2 separate regions of the Homo sapiens genome follow, and region 1 is linked to region 2. A link is a contact called in ENCODE Hi-C data. All regions are on one chromosome and are shown on one strand. Each heading gives the region's core, a stretch centred on a gene start or an enhancer-like site at or near the end of the contact. The rest is flanking DNA. Distances are from core to core; before and after follow the strand shown.

Region 1 (3,765 bases), core at 226-2,725, 1.0 Mb before region 2:
AGAGGCCGCCGGGGGCCAAAGTCCTGAGATGGGCGCCTGGCTCTGAATAAATGGACCTCATCCTGGTCCACTGGCCCCAGAATCTTTGACCCAACACAAGGAACTGATACAGGTGGGCTCCCGGGGCCAGAGCAGGCGTGACCAGACCTGAGACGGGCTGGGAGATTCTGCAGCTTTGTTTGTCTGGGCAGGGAGGTCTGGGGAGCCCTGGCCCTGTTTGTGGGGTGCAGAATCCTGCCAAGGGTCAGCAGAGTAGGGAAAGGGCGGGGAAGCCGGGAGTGACTGCCCTAGGCCAGAAATTCAGGGCTTAAAGGTGTGAGGTAGAGAGAGGGGCGTGGGGGAACAGGAATGGGCCAGTCTAGGACCAGGGGACACAGAGAAGCTGACTGTCAATGCAAGGGGGTCCTCAGGACAACAGTGTGAGATGGGCTGACGGAGGCCACCTTCCTTCCCTGGAACAAGCGCAAGCAGCTGTGGGTTCTCTGCGCTAGAGGGGAAGTGACCCACACCGCTTCCCCAAGCCCTGCAGCCTTCCAGCTGAGACTCCCACCCTGCAGGCCGGGGCTGGGGAGGAGGGGTGCTGCGAAGACCGACTCGGGAGACTCTACTCAGTTTCTGCCAAACTTTCCTAGGCCACTCAGCCCCGGAAAGAGAGCGCCCCATCTTGGAATCTCAGACGGTCGAAAACTTCGGGGCACCCCTCAGCATCCCCGCACCTCGCGCGCCAGGATTACCCCGAGACGAATGCCCCTGTCCTTACCCCTCCCCCGCGCCGCCCTGCCCGCTCAGCGTTCAGCCCCTCACCCCGCAGGCGGTCTTGCGCCCTTCCTCCCCTTCCCCACGCTCGCTTCACTCTGATCTCTTCAGTTTTCCCGGCCCCCAGGTTCCCAGACAGGAGGGGACGCGGGCCACGGGCCTGGGAGGGTGGGGGAAAAGGGGAGAGGGGAGACGGGAAAGGGCTGCGCGGGGAGAGAAGGGGTCTGAGAGGCACGTGGGAAAGTGCAGGCTCTCGAGGGGAGAGGGGGTAGTGCGGGGACTTGGGGCGCGCGTGGCTGCGGTCTGGGGCGGCGTAAACTTACCTCCTGGTAACTCTCGTCGCCGGGGCTGAAGGTGCTGTTCACGGGCTGCAGGCGCAGGCCGACGTGCGGGACGCTGTGCAGCCACACGACCCACCAGGGAGCGATGTAGTCCACGCGCGCCGCCTGCATGGCTCGGCCCGAGTGCTACCCACAAGCTGAACGACAGCTGCGCTCACCTCCCGGCCGGGGCCCCGTGCCCGCCCCGCCCCCGGCCCCGCCTCTCCCTGGGCCCGCGCCCGCCCCGCCCCGCCGCGATCCCAGTCCCAGTTCTGGGCGCGCAGCCCGCTGCAGTCAACAGCCCCTTTCTGGGCGGGGATCTGTCCTGGCCGGATGGGAGGAGGGAAGTGAAAAAAGCTCCCAGAAGTCTCTAAATCAGTTTCAGTCTCGAGGTCCCCGGGCTGCTTCTTATTTATGATCAGATCAAGGGTATAAGGTGTCAGTGGGGGCAGCCAGCAGTCATAGGCCAGAGAGGGGCGACTGCCCGTCCCAAGGGCTTGTCACAGGGTAAGTAACCGACAGACTGGGAAAGGAAGGAGGCAATCTTCAGCCACTCGGTCACTCATTCTAAATTCACTCTCATTTTTTGGGCATCTATTGTGCAAGCCCTGTGGACTTAAAAAGAGAAATAAGACGCCGTCCCTGCCCTCGGGAGCTCCCGGCGCATCTGCCCCAACAACTCGCTGAAGCCGCCTGCAGGACGCCTGAGTGAGGACAAGGTGTCTCACTCAGAAAATTTGCTTGATTCTTCCTGGCAAGTGGGACAGGGTGAGCTTCCCGGAGGAGGGGACCTTCGAGCTGTGTAGCGGGGAAGGTAGGAGAGCGATGAGAGCGCCCGGAAGGGACAAGCATTCGGGGAGACTGAAGCGCATTCAACAACATATTTATTGAGCACCTACTACGTCCAGGCACTGTTACATCGGTGATGTAACAAAAGCCGACAAAAACCCTCACCCCGAGCGCAGGCACCGCAGAGGGCGATGACGACCCGAGAAGATGCCGAACGCAGGCCAGGAGGGGGCTCTGGGGAAAAGCAAAGGCAGGGGAGGTTGCCCATCGGGGAGCCTCGCGTCCCTGGGCCCTCCGTACTCTGCACATATGCAGAGGCCCCCACCCGTCCTGTAACCGCAAACTGCTTGGCGTGACTTGGCCAGCGGAGGGAGGAGCCCAGGCTGCAGGACAAGCAGGAGTCAGGGGTAGGTGCGGTGGAGTGATGGGGTCGCGGCAGATTGGGCGTGGAAACCGCGCTGGGCAGCCAGCCTGAGGGGTGCGTATCCACCGCGGCAGGGACGCGGGTGAGAAAGGAGCCCCGGGAGGACGGGGCGGGGCTCCTAGGGTTCTGGCTGAAGGGACCGGGTGGATGCGGACCGACTGAAAACGCTCGCAAACACATATGGCTGCTGGGGAGTGGGGCCCCAGTCACCCGGTGCTCAAAGGCCCTGTGTCCATTAGAGGAAGTCCTGGCCTCGGGGCCTCTCCTCGTGGCCGTGATCCCACGGTTCTGGGGCCCTGCAGGAGCCCAAAGCTGAGGGGCCCGGAAGGCTGGAAACAGCCATTCTTCTCTCATTGGGGTGTCTTTCAACAAATTTTCTTGAGCACGTTCTCTGTTCTAGAGGATACAGTAATGGATAAAACACACGTTCCCGCCTGCATGGCGTCTACAGCCTAGTAGGCGAGGTGAGGTGGACTTGTATCCTGCAAACAGCGATTGCAGGCCTTGTGAAATGTCAGAGTCCCTGCTGTAGGGAGAGGGGATGGAAGGTGGGCGTCAGGGTTGTTTCCCAAAGGACAGTGACATGAGCTGAAGGATGATCGGGAGTCAAAGAGGGGGGTGCTGGGGGAGGCCTCTGTGCAGAAGGAACAGGACCCTGTGAGATCAGGGACTAAGGCCAGTGGAAGGGGAAGCAAGCAAGTTCCAGAACAGGACAGGGAGCCGGAGAACTGCAGGAGCCAGGCGATCAGCTTGGAGACTGCGGCAGGGGAGGGAACTTCTTTGGGTGAAAACCTCCTTTTAAAAGGTCTTGGTCTCTGACTCAGTCCCTGCAGTTGCTGGGGAAAGTGGACTCTTCTGGTAGCTGCTTTTACAGCCCCTGCCCTCAGAGGCCCCCCAGGTGGGAAGGGCCTGCCTCCTAGGCAGTGGGTGGTCACCGAGGACTGACTTTGAACCCGGGGCAAGGGAGCCCCAGAAGGCTGGAGGCCTGCACACGGCACTGGAAGAAACAAACTGCAAAGGCTGTCCCTCAGGGCTATCTCCACAGCCACCGGAATGCGGCCTGGAATATCCAAACCTGTCAGCCCACCTGCACCCAGCCAGACAGCGACCATTCTAGCTGCTTCCCCGGAGGCCTGCTGACCCAGAGAGGTGTCAAAAAGCTGAAGCACAACAGACAGACCTCCCACAGACTCAGCAGGGAGTTGGAGGACAGTCGGCACACCAGCAGCTGTAGCCCATCACCTCCCCCCTCCCCATTCACCTGGTATGCAGCACTTAAGGGCTTGCTGAAGCCCCAGCAAAGCAGAGGCCCACCTGAGAGCTTGGAAACACACCTATGCCCCAGACCACCGCAATCGCAATCTCCAGTCAGCCCTGGCCACCACAGTGAACTGCCTAAGTGCCCCAGATGACTGAGTCACAAGCCAGGGCTGGGAAGCACTGCATGAAAGGCGGCCTTCTCTAGACAAGGCTGGA
Region 2 (4,149 bases), core at 560-3,059:
GTAAGTTCTCCCAGGCTGTTAAAAACAACTAACTGTTTACCTTTTTCACCCTTCATGCCCTTTCACTTCGTTCATTGCTAGGTCTATATTCTTTAAGGGGCCGTGCGCGGTGGCTCTCGCGCCTGTAATCCCATCACTTTGGGAGGCCAAGGCAGGCAGATCACATGAGGTCAGGGGTTGGAGACCAGCCGGGCCAATATGGTGAAACCCCGTCTCTACTGAAAGTACAAAAATTAGTCGGACATGGTGGCAGGTGCCTGTAATCCCAGCTACGCGGGTGGCTGAGGCAGGAGAATCGCTTGAACCCGGGAGGCGGAGGTTGCAGTGAGCCGAGATCGCGCCACTGCACTCCAGCCTGGGTGACAGAGCGAGATCCTGTCTCAAAAAATAAAGAAATAAAAATTCTTTTTTTTTTTTTTTTTGAGACAGAGTCTCGCTCTGTGGCCCAGGCTGGAGTGCAGTGGCGCGATCTCGGCTCACTGCAAGCTCCGCCTCCCGGGTTCATGCCATTCTCCTGCCTCAGCCTCCCAGGTAGCTGGGACTACAGGCGCCGGCCACCACGCCTGGCTAATTTTGTGTATTTTTAGTAGAGACGGGGTTTCACCGTGTTAGCCAGGATGGTCTGGATCTCCTGACCTCGTGATCCACCCGCCTCGGCCTCCCAAAGTGCTGGGATTACAGGCGTGAGCCACCGCACCCGGCCAATAAAAATTCTTTAGGAACGCAAGCTGCAGCTCCAATATGAGGATGTGTTTGTTTACCTCCCATCCTTCCTCATTGTGTCTAATCAATAGCGTTTGGGGGGAAGAACACGGGATAAGGAGAACCTGAATGAAAAAAGCCTTAGTTCTGAAAATGAAAATGTTCAGCTATTAAAAGGTAAGGGCTTGGCCGGCTGTGGTGGCTCATGACTGTAATCCCAGCACTTTGGGAGACCCTGTCACATACATACATAAAGTTAAGGGCTTGATAGCTGGTACCCTCAACAACTCCCAAAGGGTAGAACAGCTATTTGGGGTTGTGGAAGTTATTCTTGGGGAGATAAGGGGAAGGTTGGGATGAGGAAGAAATGACTTGGAGTGCAGGTGTCAACATAGGGGAGAAACCTGAGGAAAAACAATGTCAGGACATGTTATATAGGTGAGCGTTGAACTGTCAAGACAGAAACTCCTGGCGTTTTCCGCTAAAATTGAAAGGAGCCCAGTGAGGTGTAGGAATCAAGGCCCGGAAGTCGGGGGAAAGCGCCTGAAGAAACTGTTGAATGGCATTTCCAGAACGGATCAGCAGCCGCATATGTGCAAGGAAGGCTGGCACTGTCCTCTGAGGGGGGCCCAAAGGGTGAGGGGCGGATAGGCTCCTGGCTAAGGAAGGTGAGGACTCGCGGGGTCTGGGACTGACAGAGGGGGGCGGGGTTGACCTGCAAGGCCAGGGGCTCCGGGACCCGCCTGCGGGTCGCAGGGTGGGGGCACGGGGACTGACCTGCTGGGCCCGCGGTGGCCGGGGCGCGGCCGAGCCGGCCTGGCGGAGGCGGGCGCAGTACTGGTCGGTGGCCTTCACGGCGTCCACTAGCCCCACGGCGCAGCGGCGCATCTGGCCGATGGTGTCGGCCGCCTCGATCAGGTCGCGGTACCGTTCGCCCACCATCTGCCGCAGCTCCTCCTTCTTGTGCTCGATCTCGGCCCGAACCTGGCGCTCCAGCCCGCGGATCTCCTCCGCTCCATGCGTCTCGAAAAGAGCCGCAGGGTCGCGCAGATCCAGCCGCTTCAGCGCGGGTGAGGTTGCCGCGGTGGCCATGGTGCACTCGTCAGCCCCCGGCGATCTACCTACGCCCTTTTAGTCCCGCCCCCTCCGCCATCTTCGTTGGGGGCGGAAGCGCTTCCGCCCCGCCGGGGGCCATGTTTGTTACCCGAGGGGGCGGGCGCGAGGGGGCGGGCGCGAGGGGGCGGGCGCGAGGGGGCGGGCGCGAGGGGGCGGGCGCGAGGGGGCGGGCGCGAGGGGGCGGGCGCGAGGGGGCGGGGGCGGGCGCGGGCGCGGGGGCGGGCGCGGTCCTGCGCGGGGTTTTCTTAAACGGAGCCGGCTGGGAAGTGAGGTCGCCAGAGAGGTGAGGTCGCCAGGTTGGCTGCGAAACTGTGGCTGAAGTCTTCCCTTTCCCTTAGGAGCAGAGCTTCTCTGTGGAGTTAGGTGTCGGGATCGGGCCCCGCGGACTGACGGCGTTGGCGCAGGCGCAGCCGCCGCTCTCCGCGCGCCTGGCGCCCGCGAGCAGACTCGGGCGCGCTCGCCGCCGCTGGGTCTCGGATCGCACCCCGCGTGCAGTTTTAGGAAGAGGGACATCCGCGCCCCTCGCTGTTCCCCGGGAAGAGCTACCACGCCGCCCCTGAAGGGGTTCTGAGCGCTTGTTTGGCGTCTGCTTTTCCTCTGCTGTTGATTCGTGTTGGAGGTTTTCCATTTCGTTTAAAACCGATGTTTAGCCCCTGAAGACGTTTTCCCTGCGAGAGCCTGACCTTGGTGGCCATGGGGGAGGAGGGCGGCGGGCTGGGCGGGAGAGGCTGGGACGCCCCGGGGAACGCAGCGCCAGACGGGTGGGCGCTCCTCACGTGGCCCAGGAATAGTAGAATCTGGAGATTGTGGCTTGTTTCTGCTAAGTCCCAGACCCTTCTTTTTTTTTTTTTCTGTTTTAATTTCTTTTGGAAGATTTCACCCACACCAGTGTCGACAAAATGATGCAATGTGCGCAGCGGCCATGCTGAGCCCCCAGCAACTCAGGGCCTACCCTGCATCCCTGCTCATTCCCTCTCCCACCCGCCACCTCCGGACGCACAGAATTTCAATCTGCAAATAAATGGTGCATTTATAATATTCCAGTTTAACCCGCAAGAGCCTTGCGGCGTAGGGAGTATCATTCTCACTTTACAGACTCATTTTACAGATGGGGAAACGGGGGCCCGGAGAGGCAAAGGGTTTTTTACTCAGTAAAAGTGCAGTTTTCAGAGCCTGTCCACGAGATTATCTCATTTTCTCGCACATCGGCCATGCCAGGTAGGTAGGAGTAATATTCCTAGTCCATTTATGAGGAAAAAAAAAAAAGAAACAAAAGCTTATTTACCTGCCCAAATTACATAGCTGATAGGTGACCCAGTGAGTATTTGGACGTCGATTTTTAAATTACTGGCTCGCGCTCTTTTCTACGTTTTCACATAATTTCCCACAGAGCACCCTCTGTTGGCAGGCCTGCAGTTTGCAGTCTCTAATCCCATTCTGCAAGGGACACTTACTGGTATTCGGCTGATAAGCATCCGCAGTATCTCCTTTCTGTGATTGGGGAATTCATCGCTATCTAGCAAAATCTTTTTTTCTGGCGCCCTTTATAGCTACGGTGCCAGCCTGCGGCCTGGGACTGGCACAGCAGGCACAAGCGCCTAGGACTTGGGTGAAGAGTTAGTGACATTAAGAAGCAGGCTGTAATCCCAGCACTTTGGGAGCCCAAGGCGTGTGGATCCCTTGAGCCCAGGAGTTCAAGACCAGCCTGGGCAACACGGCCAAACCCCGTCCTTACAAAAAAATACAAAAAAAGGGGCGCGCGCCGGGTGGCTCATGCCTGTAATCCCAGCACTTTGGGAGGCCGAGGCAGGCGGATCACATGAGGTCAGGAGTTCGAGACCAGCCTGGCCAACATGGTGATACCCTGTCTCTACTAAAAATACAAAAATTAGCTGGGCGTGGTGGCGCACATCTATAATCCCAGCTACTCGGGAGGCTGAGGCAGCAGACAGGAAGCTGAGGCAGGAGAATCACTTGAACCTGGGAGACGGAGGTTGCAGTGAGCCGAGATCGAGACACTGCACTCCAGCCTGAGCGACAGAGTGAGGCTCCGTCTCAAAAAAAAAAAGAAAAAGAAAATTAGCCGGGAGTAGTGGTGTGGGCCTGTGGACCTGTAGTCCCAGCCACTTGACAAGAGGCAAGTGAGGCAAGAGGATCACTTGAGCCTCTGGAGGTCGAGACTGCGTCAGTGAGCCATGATTGGGCCACTGCATTCCAGCCTAGACAACAGAACAAGACCCTGTCTCAAAAAAAAAAAAAAAAAAAAATCGCAGGTGACAGGGGCGATTGCATTTTGGTGGTGGCACAGGTATCACCGGCAACATCCACTCC

Evidence for each region. A loop is a pair of places that touch in the nucleus more often than their neighbours do. Pooled maps may share reads with other maps.
Region 1: a map of ascending aorta shows a loop between it and region 2 (5-fold over the local background). The contact joins the promoter of MGC16275 here to the promoter of COG1 in region 2. A Hi-C loop is called at or near these places in 7 of 168 maps with a recorded cell type or tissue (B cell, CD8-positive, alpha-beta T cell, ascending aorta and 2 more), 2 of 37 single-sample maps with no recorded cell type and 16 of 50 pooled maps.

The regions. Positions count from the first base shown.
Region 1 is chr17:74,211,031-74,214,795 of GRCh38, reverse strand. MGC16275 (a long non-coding RNA gene) reads left to right here and starts at 1,475. Exons shown (of 2, transcript NR_026914.1): 1 at 1,475-2,272; 2 at 3,114-3,765. It overlaps TTYH2 (tweety family member 2), which reads right to left and starts at 1,225. Exons shown (of 14, transcript NM_032646.6): 1 at 1,080-1,225. The coding sequence starts at 1,208. RefSeq lists a silencer at 1,189-1,348.
Region 2 is chr17:73,190,715-73,194,863 of GRCh38, reverse strand. COG1 (component of oligomeric golgi complex 1) reads right to left here and starts at 1,809. Exons shown (of 14, transcript NM_018714.3): 1 at 1,480-1,809. The coding sequence starts at 1,794. RefSeq lists a silencer at 1,318-1,527 and enhancers at 1,578-1,857, 2,488-2,537, 1,823-2,582.